Regions from separate parts of the Homo sapiens genome. Here region 1 is linked to region 2. Evidence: chromatin contacts called from ENCODE Hi-C data. All regions are on one chromosome and are shown on one strand. Each heading gives the region's core, a stretch centred on a gene start or an enhancer-like site at or near the end of the contact. The rest is flanking DNA. Distances are from core to core; before and after follow the strand shown.

Region 1 (6,043 bases), core at 2,697-5,196, 220 kb after region 2:
GAAAGCAATAAAAGGGTTCTTGCAAGGTAAAAAGGATGTGGCTTTTAAACACTCATGCACCACGGAGAGTCCCTTGCCCCCTCCCGCCTCCCCCCCTTCTATTTGGGACACCCTCCATCAAAGCAAACAGGCTTCTCAGGAATCCCCACTACCACCACCCCCAAGCCTCCGCCAGGAGTGAGGTAGCCGCCTTCTGGAGGGAAGCCACTCTCCCCTCCCTGAGGGGCTGTCTCTTGCCCGCTGCACCTTGTAATGGTTCTCCCAGCAGCCAAGCTAAATGACGAAGTTGGCCCACAAAGTTAGAGCAATTCAGGCGACAGCTATTTAACAGCTCAGACGGGGCTCAGCTCAAAGCGCTTCCTTTCCTCCAGGGAGCTGCATTTTTCTAAGATTATTGTTTCTCGGGCTGGCTGCTCAGCTACTCAGCGTCATTTCCCCTTTGGGTGGGAAAGTTCTTTCCTTCTGCATTGATTTTCATTATGATTTAAGCCTTCTCTCCCTCTCATCTGCAGATCTCACAATTAAAGCATAGCATATGGATCACAAAATTAAGGCATATAAACTTTGCATTCAGCTTAGAACTGTGGCTCGGAAGTCCTGAGTGGTAGAAAAACACACGCAGAAAAAGAAAACCTCTAGGTCTCAGCATCTTGTCACCACTGGCTGAAACACCAGCAATAAACATCAGCTGAACAGCCAGCAGGGTGACGGGTGGGTGCAAAAGCTTAACAATGGCTATATAAACAGGGAGCTGCTCTCCAGGGACTTACAGTCTAATACAGGCAAACAATCCACATAATGGAATGCAAACGCGGTTACTCAGCAGTGAGAAGTTGAACTCTGCCAGGAAGAGAAGAGCTGGAAATGGCCCACAGGGAAGAAAAGGACATCTGTGGCCCTTGCTGCTGACATCAGTGTATTTGGAAGTCCCAGGGGCCAGGCCCTGACTACCAGCATCCCCATGGCACGAAAGGCCTGCAGGAAGCTTCTCCAACAACCAAATGGAGCACGTTACTTGTAAGACTCAGGGCTTGTTAGTGACAGTAGCATGGTGCCTCCCCAAACACAAAAATGCTGAGGGAGAGCCGGGATGACCATCTGTCAGGGGTGCTGGAGGGGCAGACATTTGCATGGGACACATTGCAGACTGGAGGACCTGTGGAGGCCCTCTCAGCATTGAGACCTTGCTGCCTTGTGAAATGAGTGATAGCATCTAGTGATACAGGAGGACCCATCCAAAAGGCTCCCAATCCTGGTTATCAGAAAACTCAGACTCACTGAAATCACTGAACACTGGTTTTCTTATGTGTTGTTTCTTTTTTACCCCTAAATGATACTGTTTGAGCCACTACCAGAAAAAAAAGCACAGGTCATGCCTAGATCCTTGGCCATATGAGTAGCTTCTAGCAGCTTCAACAGGTGTTCATTTCATCTCTTCTAATCGCACCTTCCTAACATCCCTTCAGAGATTGGGCCTTTGAGCCACTGAAGAGGAGGCACTCCTTGGGTGGTGTCTGTGGGGCACCAGGAGACCAAGAGAACCTACCTAGGTAAGAGAAGGTGTACACTATTCCAACTACTCTCTCGCTGCTTTCTGGGATTCTCACATGTATTCCTTCCAGTACCTCATATACCTGAAGCCTCCATCACTCACCTCTGCAAAGGAATCAAACTGGGAAAGCCACAAAACCAAGACCAGCAGTGTTACCTGCCACACCTGTGAGGGATGTTTGGGTCACATAAGGCCCCAATTCTTACCAGCTGAGTCCTCTAAGCTAGCTGCCTCCACTGTCCCTACCTCTCTGTAATACCTGTAATACCTACCTCTCTCTAGAGATCCCGCCCCTAAGAGAAGGAAAGAGACTCATGTGCCTGCCCCATCCAGCCAGGGCCCCTGCAAGTCAGTGTCCCTCCCACCTATCCCCTAACAAGATGGAGGCCATTCAGCTAAGACAGCCTGACTACTACCCAGAGAAATCTGCCTTCGGCTCTTGGGTGTCTCCTCTGAAATGTTCTCAGTTCTCTGCAGTTCACCTTCTGTTTAGAAAAACTCACAAAATACTACACAGTGTTCCTCAGTTACTTTCCTAGTTGGAGAAAGTCGGGAAATATGTTGTTTTATGTTCTTGATTCCTTCCCGTGGAAGTTAGCAAAACAGCGTATGCTGTAAGTAATCTAAAGTCACAGTCACTCCGGGATGTGTCTCCTACACGTCTTCAGAAGCTTATCTCTCCTCTCCCTTTTCTTACTGTTCCTCGGTTTCTCAATCTTATGCCAGTGATTTAAAAATTCACAAAATAAGGCATTTTGCGATAATGGGAATACTGTTGAATATGAAATTGAGTTTTTACAGGAGAACTTGATTTTTAAAAATCCAAACTTTTTCTTATTTAACTCTAAGAAGCACCTCTAGGTTGGAGGAAGCAAGCTAATTCACGTGCCAGAAAGTCTGCATGAGATGAGAAACTTAAATGAATTGTCAATTATGCAGACAAAAAACTCAACTTTCAGGGAAACTCCAAATCAATGTCCAGTGTTGCAAGCAACCCAGCTTATTTGAATAGCCCGGACAGAGCATATGCCCTGTGTCACTCACAGGAAGGCAAAGGCTAACACCACCACGTTGCTGACTTTGTTCAAAGCACTTTCCATTTATTTTTACTTTCATTTTGTCACATCATCACTAGGAGGCTAGAAGGAACAGGGATCATCACTTTCATTTCACAGATGGAGAAAGTGAGCGCAAAGAGACAGCAGTCCCAAGGTCATAATGGTATTATGGTTAGAATTCCACTCAGTATGTGGCATATTTTTCCAGATCATAAGAAAGAACTGGACACAAAGGTAGCAGGGAGAAGAGGTCAGTTCCTTCTCTCTGCGTGGGACAGGCGGTGGCTACCACGGAGCAACAGTTCATTGGGAAAGGAAAGGGGAGGGAGGAGGCTCAGGGATGGTCCTGTATCAGCCTGTGCCTTGCAGGGGTTCAACCATGCAACCCCAACCGCGTTCCTTTGCTTTTAAGTCGAACCAGTAGAGCGTTTTGTTTCAAACTACGTACATCCTTTGTCCTTTACAATATCCCGTCCTAGAACCCCTTAAAAATCAGTTATTTAGATGAGAAAGTCGAGCCCTGTACCTGGAGAGGCCAGTTCTGTATAGCGGAAAAAATGAAACTGGGGACCGGCTGGCCAGATATCGGAGGTGGGAGAGATGCTTTGCAGTCTTTTTCCCTTTCCTTTCCATTTTTTTTAAAGTGGGGTGGAAGAGATACAGGGTACCCCATAGGAAATAAGTTTTCTTCCAAAGGGTTGGAGGAGAACGGGATAGTCACACCCCTCAGTCCAGCCAACTGCGAAAGCGTCCCTCCCTACCCGCCGACCCTCAGGGTCCCGCACACGCCGGGCGAGGAGCCCCCACCCTGGGTCGCGCCGCGCGGAGGGGCCTACGGCTGGGGATGCAGCCCGGGGCGCGCCCACGCCCCCAGCACAGACTGGCCAGGCGCCAGGTTCCCGGCTCTCACTCACCCGCGCTCCCGCCTCTGGGGGCCCGGCCGGAGGGTCCCCGCTGTGTCGCGGCGCCTGGCTCAGGGGCCCTGTAGCTGGGGCCGGGGGTCGCGGGCCCGCGGCGCTCCCGGGGCGGCGTGGGCGGCGGCTCGCGCTCCGGGCGGCGCTCCAGCTGCAGCTCCAGCCCCGCTCCCGCGAGGGGCGCCAGGCTCAGCGCGCGGCGAGCCGGGGAAGGCGGCGGGTCCCGCGTCCCGGGGGCCGCCGGCGGCAGCAGCAGCAGCGGCAGCAACAGCAGCAGGAGCGGCGGCGGCCACCGCGAGGCGCGCGGCGAGGCCATGGTGACGGCGCCCGCCCGCGCTCACATGCCCGGCGCGCGGGGCGAGGGCAGCGGGCAGCGGGCAGCGGGCGGCGGGGGCCGCGCGGGGCCGGGGAAGTGAGCGGAGTGAGGCTGCGAGCGCGCTCCCCGCCTCAAAAGTTATCGGGAGCCGCGGGAGGGCTGCCGGGGGCCGGGCTGGCTGGGCGGAGGCGGCCCGCGGCGCCGCTACATGCTAATTAGCCCGGGCGGGTCGCTGGCTGGCGGGCGGCTCCTCCTCAGTTGACATCACCGGCCCCGCGCGGCGGGCCCGGAGGCGGGGAGAGGGCAGGAAGGGGGCTGGGGCCGGGCGCCTGGAGAGCGGCCCGGCCCGGGACAGCGGGATGAGGTCAGCGGAGCCACGGTGCTGCAACTTTTGTCACACACATGCTCCAGAGTCTTCTGAATCGGGCACCACCTACCCAACTCCTTAAACGCACAAGAAGTAGGTGAAAAGCAGGTCCTGGGTAATGTGATTAGCACCAGACTAGATTATCCCAAGTGCTTTGATAGGAGAGAGAAAGGGAACGGTCCCCTGGTACCCAGCCCGCGCTGTCACCGCCGTTATTGATTTGAAGTGTCCCCACTCCCACCCCCACCTCCCCTTCTTCAGGCCCCAGGGCTGGTGATGAGCTCGTGTTTGCCAAACCTAACACCTCACCCTCCGGCCAACGCGAGAATCCGAGTATCCCCCACGCCCTCTCAAGCTTGGATGCCGTTCCCATCCGACCACTGCCTTTGGCTCACACCAGAGTTCTGCAGAGATGTCACCGCGAGGACACCCAAACAGGCTGCAGGGAAAAGAAAACTGTGAATTCAGGCAGGCTAGGGCAAACTCATCATCAGGAAAAGAACTGCAGATCGCAAATTAAACCAAATGATGCCCAGAGAACACAGAATTTTAAATGGAAACCTATGGGGAAAGATTCAAAGATTTCATGTAAACAAATTTTCTTGGTCAATAAAGTTCCATTTGTTTCCATAACCTCTCCCTCCCCAGTAAATGAATAATAAACTGTCTAAAGTTTAGGACTGTAAGCCACCTCATTAAGTGAAGAAAGAGGGGCTCAAATGGGAAAATAACTTGCTCAAGATTCTGAAGGTAGACCCGAAGACGAAATGATTGATCTGTGAATGACCATGTGATATTATTAATTCTGGTCTCCTAATTCAGAGTTTGCAATAATTCGCAAACGGAAACAAATAGTATTGCAACAGAAACAAATGTTGCAGCTCCTTGGGGTTCTTGCGAGTTCTGTTGGGGGCCCCTGTCTGACAACCAAATGCTCGTGAAAATATGAGTATGCACCTCACTGTCAGGCCTGGCTCTCCATCCTATTTCTCTGCTCTTCTCTTTTTCTCTGTCTCCAGATCTCCATGACCCACCTCCAGGAGAATGAGATCGTAGTGTCCAGGGCAGCTGCAGATGGGCCTAGGCCCACTTTCTGGTGACTCAGTACAAGTGAGTCATTTGGCAGAAAAACATAAAGGAGGCTGTGTATAAACAAACTCACCTTAAATGAGAGAATGAGGAGTAAAGATTTGGTTTTATTTTGTTTTGTTTTTAAACAAACCAGCTTTCCAGGGCTCTAACACAGAACTTCCAGGTCTCTCCAAGAAAGTACCAAACAGTAATCTCCCTGAAACTGACTTGGTTTGCTCCCATGGCCTGAGCTTAACTTCTCTGGATGCTGCTCTCACATTAACAGGCAGGACTGCACAGCTGCCCAGACCCAGCCAGACAAGCCCCAACAGACTAGGACTGTGCTCAGAGGTTCTGGTCACTGCCACTCCCTCCCCTCCAAGGAGACCATGTCACATAGTACTGGTTGCACTCCCAGGCAAGTGGAAAGGTTTAAGGGTAGAATGGCCCTTACAGGCTTCTCGTGTGGATTCAGGGATCCTATGAGATAATCTGCCTTCTCTACTAAGACCCAAGGAGTAAACATGTACCTGCCACCTCCCCCCAATCCTCCCCCACCCCCCAATCCCACCCCACTTTAAGTACCACAGGTTTATCTCTCTCTAATCTTCTCTCTGCCTTCTAAGAGAAATGACCGAGTTCAGGGTAACTGTCAGCTAGAAAGGGCTTAACAAGCAGATTAGGAGAGGGACACACAGGGAGAACTTGGAAAGATTGATCAAGGTGTAGATGGATTTCAGCTCTTTTTCTTCTCCTCCTAAGGCA
Region 2 (6,169 bases), core at 2,715-5,214:
GACCACCAATTCTTGGGAATCTGAGGAAAGCCAACGTCCCACTCAGCTGTCGGAAAACACAAGTGGGGCCTGCCTGAACATGGGCTGGCTCACTGAGCTTGGCTTGCTAGTTCAAACACAAGGGAGTTCTGGAATAAAGATGCCATCCCAGAGACTGTAGCTTTAAATTTCTAGGTTCTCTGATCCCGAGGTCAATCTGCCTAATTAAAATTAACAATTGTCCAAATGAAGAGGCCCTCAAGACTGTTATCAACGCAGCCCAGGGGCCCCAGTTATCACAGAAGAGTCACCAGGCACATGTACTCTCTCTGCTGGAAAAGATCCACCACGTGAAAAGCAGCATTGTGCCTCAGTGCTATCTGAGCAAGCCCAAGGGAGAAGAGCCGATGGGTCTGAGACACCCTCCAAATTAGGAATGAGAAGGCAGATATCAGAGTTTCCATTTTACAGACAGGGAAGCCAGAGGCAAAGATAAGCATTTCACATATCCATCAGCATGCTAACCTTGGGACAGTACCAGTGGCCTCCCTGGAAAATCCTGAGGGCTGATAGAGTCACATGATAACTGTTTCTGATAGAGAGGAAACTCTTAGCTCCAGAAAAGAGTGGCACATGCAACTTTCTTCCCCTGGGACTGTTTCAGTACCATTCTACAGTTGGCAAACTGGGTCATGTGGGTAATTGTGATGGTTCCATAGACTGGGACTGTGCTCTCTTTGGAAGCACACTCTTCCCACTTCTGTGTTCCTGTGTGACTTCAAAAGATGGCAGATACTCTAATGTCAAGGTTAAGCCATACCAGCAGGTAGATAAGGTTTCCAATTCTGGTGCTGCCTTTTGTGGCTGTAAAACTTTGGGGAAGTTACTTCACCTTTCTAGGCTTGTTTCCTCATCAAAGGAGATAGTAAAGCCACCTTCAAAGGAGTATGTGAAAGAAACCCTGTTAAATGCCTGGTACAGAGCCTGGCTCTCAAAAGCACTCAGCCAGTGGTGATCAACAGCATCATTAGCACCAGCACCTCACCAGGAAGCAAGAGACCAGGATGACCCCTTGAGAGAGAAGAATACTCTAACTGAACCACGGGTCTGAAGGAGCCAGTCCTTCCACAGAGTCTGTTCTCTGGCTGTGCCTTAGATCCTACACATACATCAGTCCTACAACTAGAGTGATGCTCATGGAGACAGGCATCACGGCTACTTCAACTCTGCATTCCCCACAGCACCTAACAGGACGTCTTGTACACAGTAAGTACTCAAGACGTTTTCAAATGTAATAACAAAACACTGTCCATTAACCTTTCAGGCAAGCACTGAGGAAGAGGGGACAGGTTTCAAGGCAGGAATGAGGAAGGAAAGGGGACTGACCTGGGCAGCCAGTGGGCAGCTCCCACAGTAGATCTGAGCTTGGGGACAGAGGAGTCTCCACAGCACATAAGGGAAAACAAGGTTAGAGGGTCTCTGTGATTGGTTTCCCGAATCATGTTGACATTCAGGCATATTTCCATCCCTTTAAAACAATATACACATTCTTTTTAGTTTGTTTTTCCTACTTCCATCCACTGTTTGCAATGAAATATCTTTTTTAAAAAAATCTGTTCTGTGGCTAAACTTAATGAGGCCAAAAGTGTAGCATTTCTTTCCTTGGGAAAAAGAAATCTTGGCCTATGACTCAGGATACAGACATTCCTCTTGAGCTCAAATCCCAGCAATGTGCAGGATGACATTTCTAATCTGTACTCTGTGACACAGTCCAATCTGAATTATAGAACATTTTGGAATGAAGAAGGTTGAACCATATGAATTTTCCATTTTTGCAGGAAAAACATCAATAGGCAAATAACAAATATCATCAATAAATATCAATAATTTTATATGGTTCAATCTAATGTTTCCAAACAGGTTGTTTTATTTCCCTTCTAATGGATCTGCAGGCTCAAATCAAATCCCAGAGGATAGAGACTTCTCATCTATCTTTAATTTTCTCCACCATACCTGCCACTGAGCATTTATTGGACAGCCAATAAATGCTTTCTGAATGGAAAAGTATTACCAAGTAATAGTACTTCTGGTTCTGCTTTAATGAATTTGCATGAAGCACTGTAAATTCCATGGAGGCAGCCTGGTGGATGGGAGGGTGGAAGTCCCATCCAGGATGGGACAAGCTTGGGGCCAGAAGAACCTGGTATTCCTGAACTTCAGAAGCATAAAGGCACCTGTGAGAATGAAGCCTTTGTTCCCAGATGTTTAACAAGCATCTGTTATGTGCCCAGCAGTGTCTGGTGCTGGGAATATAGTCATAAGAAAAAAGACATAGTCCCTGCCTTCAGGGAGTTTACTATCTCAAAGGGAGGCAGGCATTCCAGGAATGCTTCAAATAAATAAAAATAAGATGATAACTAGGACAGAAGTGATTAAGGGCTTGCCTGGAGCCAGGGCATCCTGACCTACTCAGGGAAGTCCACCAGGGAGGGCTTCTCTGACAAACAGACAGTGAAGCTGAAATCTGAAACACAAACAGGCACAGGTTAGACATTAAAAGGAAAACAGATTCCGGGGGAGGAAGCAGGAATGGACAAGTGGAGCACAGGGACTTCCGGGGCAGGGAAGCTACTCTGTGTGATATTTAATGGTGGCTACCTGTTGTCGTACATTTGTTAAAACCCACAGAACTGTACAAACCAAGAGTGAACCCTAATGTGAACTATGGACTCTGGTTGATAATGATGTGTCAACACTGACTGGGTCACTGATTGTAACAAATATACCACACTGATGTGGAATGCTGATGGTGGGGGAGGTTGTGTGCGCAGTGGTCAGAGGGAAGTTGTGGGAATTCTTTATTTTCTATTCATTTTTGCTATGAACCTAAAACTGCTATAAAAAATAAAATCTACTGAAAGAAAGAAAGAAAGAAGGAAACAAAGAAAGAAAGAAGGAAGGAAGGAAGGAAAGAGAGAGAGAAAGAAGGGAAGGATGGGAAGGGAGGGAGGGAGAGGAGGGAAGGAAGGAGGGAGGCGAGGAAGGGGAGGGAGGGGAGGGAGCGGGGGGAGGGAGGGAGGAAGGAAGGAAGGAAAGAAGGAAGGAAAGAGAGAGAGAGAAGGGAAGGATGGGGAGGGAGGGAGGGAGGGAAGGACGGACAGGAGGAAGGGGAGGGAGGGGAGGGAGGAAAGAAGGAAGGAAGGAAGCAAGCAAGCAAACCAGGAATACAGGGAAGTAGTATCAAAGAAAACCAGGAATACAGGAATGGAGTATCCAAACAGAGGAAACAACACATGCAAAGGCCTTGCCTGAGTCAGAGTAACGCACTCCAGGTCACTGTGGCTGGAATGCAGAGGCCACAGGTAGAGGCCACAGGCAGAGAGCCTTGCAACAGGAGCCCAAGAGCAAATTCCTGTCTCCTTTCATCTTTGCTCAGTGGACATTCCAAGCAAGAAGGAGCCTCTGACTTAAAATAAAAAATTGACATTCTCACCTGGTATGAAAACAGAGCCCCAGCCATCAAAGGGGCCTCCTACCCTTTCCCCAGGATGATTATTCCCTGCCTTGGTCAGTGAAGGGAGCCACCAGCACGTGTAGACACCTCCTAAGCACAGGTGCAAGGCAGGCACGTGACTTGTTTACACTAGAGGGCAAAAAGAAACGCAAACTCTCCCACGTGCCCTGTTCACGATACTGAGTTATGACTCAGCCAGTTCCCACCGCTCAACCCAGAACAGCAGCTGTCGGTGGGGCTGCGGAGCCCACAACACAGCTCACAGCAGAAGGCAGAGCCAGGAAACCACGGAGTCCTGCACTTGGGATGTCGCCTCAGAGACCAAAACAGTAGAAGGATTCAGAAGTGCACATGAAACCACTGCCGTCTGCCACATAGAAAGCCAAGGGGAAGCTGCGCCACACCTGTCTGACAACAACCCTACAGGGCAGAGGGTCTGCACACCTGCATGCGCAATGCCCAGAGAAATCCAATACTTTAATGGTGCTTCCCCAAAGACACGGCAGCACAGGAAGAGCAGGCAGCCTGGCGCTGGATCAAGCCCCGGAAACCTGTGGTGCGATCTGCTAGCAGAAGCAGCTCACACATGCTGAGACAGACAACGCAGACAGCTGGGAAGCAGAACATGTGGCGGGTCCCTCTCTTCAGGTGGTGCAGAGGTTTGAGGAGTGGGGGGATGCCTTCCTTGAGGAAAGAAAGGCAATTTCCTGTATTTCTCAACTCATGCTTGGAAAAGTGACACAAGTCTGAGGTCTAAAAGAAATCAGGCAATAAGTCAAAAGAAAGCGAGTCAATTCTGCAGGAACTGGGAGCTGGGAGGGAGCAAGAGGAAACCCTGACAAAGTTGTGCCTGACTCTGGGACTGGGGAATTTTCCACATTTTACAGGTGTCTGCAGCAGCCTCTACTGGGTCTGAGGCTTAAGCCTGAGCCAGAAGAGACAAAAAAGCAAAATCAAAGGCCTTGAGCAAAGGAGACAGGGCTGTGACCAAGTCCTCTGCGAGAAGTGGCACTGGCTGGCACAGATGGAAGGCAACCTGGAGCACCTCCCTCCAGTCCCATGCCTCCCTGCATCTCCCAGATGTGCTCTCTGAGGCCTGGAGAAGTCAACTGGCTTCCATGGAGGCAGCCGATAACAGAAGAGGCAGAGCTTGAGTAAGGAAAACATGACTCTAAATTCAGTGCCTTCCTAGGTTTGGAATGTATTATTAAAAAAAAAAAAATTCAACAGGCTGTGTGCAGTGGCTCACACCTATAATCCCAGCATTTTGGGAGGCTGAGGTGGGCAGATCACTTGAGCCCAGAAGTTCAAGACCAGCCTGGCCAACATGGACAAACCATGTCTTTACTAAAAATACAAAAAAATTAGCTGGGCAAGGTTGCAGTGAGCCATGATAACACCACAGCACTCCAGCCTGGGCGATAGAATGAGATCTCCTTTCAAAAAAAAAAGAAAAAGAAAAAAAAATTGTTTTAAATAAATAAATGCAGTGCCCCTTACTCAATAGTGCATTATTGTTACTTCCCAGAGCACACAGTCACTGAGTAATAAAAAGGGCACAGAATTTCAAATCAACAGAACTGGTTCACATTCTGGTTCTACTCCTTACTAAATGCAATTAGTCCCTGTGATACTCAGTTTCCACCCCTGTAAAATGGGAACAACCCTTATCAGAGTCCTACCAATATACTGTAGGATTCTGGTAAGGATCCTCCAACAAGAATCACGGCTCCTCTGAGGCTGTGGTCTTCATTTTAGATAAGATATTCTGGCCAGGGAAGAATAAAGGTCTCAATTCCTGCCAAAAAAATTTTATTCAATACATAAATTTACCTTGTTTGCTTTAAGACTTACTCATCCAACTATTTTTGAGAGGAAATAAATGCTTTAAAAATTGAACACAGGCAAAATTAAAAGAATCAGGATTAAAACAGAAACTCTGTCTAAAGAATACAAAGGATAAGTGCCAGGGCTCTAGCAGTGGAGACAAACAGGGAAACGCATTGGGTTGCACTGATTTATTTTCTGGCTGACGAAAAAAAGCAGCACATAGAATACTGTGCAGCCAGCATGTACCCAGCCAAGCTCAAATGTACAAGTAACTTCTTTAACCTGAGAGCCATGAAGAAGAGCAAAGTGATAACTGACAACTTGGGACCCAGAGCTTCCAGGCAACTGCTCACCCTCTGTCCTCCCTAGGCCAAGGGCGTGCCCTGTTTTGAGAGAAGAGGAAAGCAGCCATATTTCCAGTCTGAACCACACATCACACTTCCGCCTGCACAATTTCAGAACAAACAACTTAGAGTCAACTTCTAGAAGGTCCTGGCAGAGAAACCATTATTCTGACCATAAAAAAGTATAAACAGGTTCAATCATAGGCTCTGGGTAAAGATAAGAAATTACAGGCAGTGGCATTCTCCAACTCCAACCCAGCCAGGAACAGTGCATTAGAAAAAATGCCCGCCTTGACGACAGAAGCATCCCTTAGCTGTGGATGCTGTTAGATGGCCTCTCACAGCAATGTGACCTGCAGGGGATAAATAAAGCAACTCAAAACCTCCATTCATAGAAACAGGGTCCTTATCATAAATGGAATGAATCCTAAATAGAAACAGGTAGTTTCCTTCTTTTTGCAAAGAACATCTTTCAAGAGCAGGCCACAGAGGTGGATTTAAA

The links. Hi-C counts contacts between places; a loop is a spot of excess contacts on that map. Pooled maps may share reads with other maps.
Region 1: a loop to region 2 is called in a map of naive thymus-derived CD4-positive, alpha-beta T cell, with 6 times the contacts of the local background. The contact joins the promoter of HEG1 here to the enhancer-like site in region 2. A Hi-C loop is called at or near these places in 2 of 168 maps with a recorded cell type or tissue (Caco-2 and naive thymus-derived CD4-positive, alpha-beta T cell) and 6 of 50 pooled maps.

The regions. Positions count from the first base shown.
Region 1 is chr3:125,052,051-125,058,093 of GRCh38, forward strand. It overlaps HEG1 (heart development protein with EGF like domains 1), which reads right to left and starts at 3,947. Exons shown (of 17, transcript NM_020733.2): 1 at 3,525-3,947. The coding sequence starts at 3,840. RefSeq lists silencers at 58-107, 3,441-3,600, 3,661-3,750, 3,831-4,210 and an enhancer at 4,461-4,510.
Region 2 is chr3:124,831,512-124,837,680 of GRCh38, forward strand. All of the region lies in intron 5 of ITGB5 (integrin subunit beta 5), which reads right to left. Among named protein-coding and RNA genes, the nearest start is that of ITGB5, 53 kb to the right of the region's middle. RefSeq lists enhancers at 2,565-3,064, 3,429-3,518, 3,759-3,968 and a silencer at 3,931-4,225. Within about 2 kb of position 3,965, at least 29 of the 41 ENCODE cell types and tissues checked have a DNase peak (open chromatin) inside an H3K27ac peak, as active enhancers do.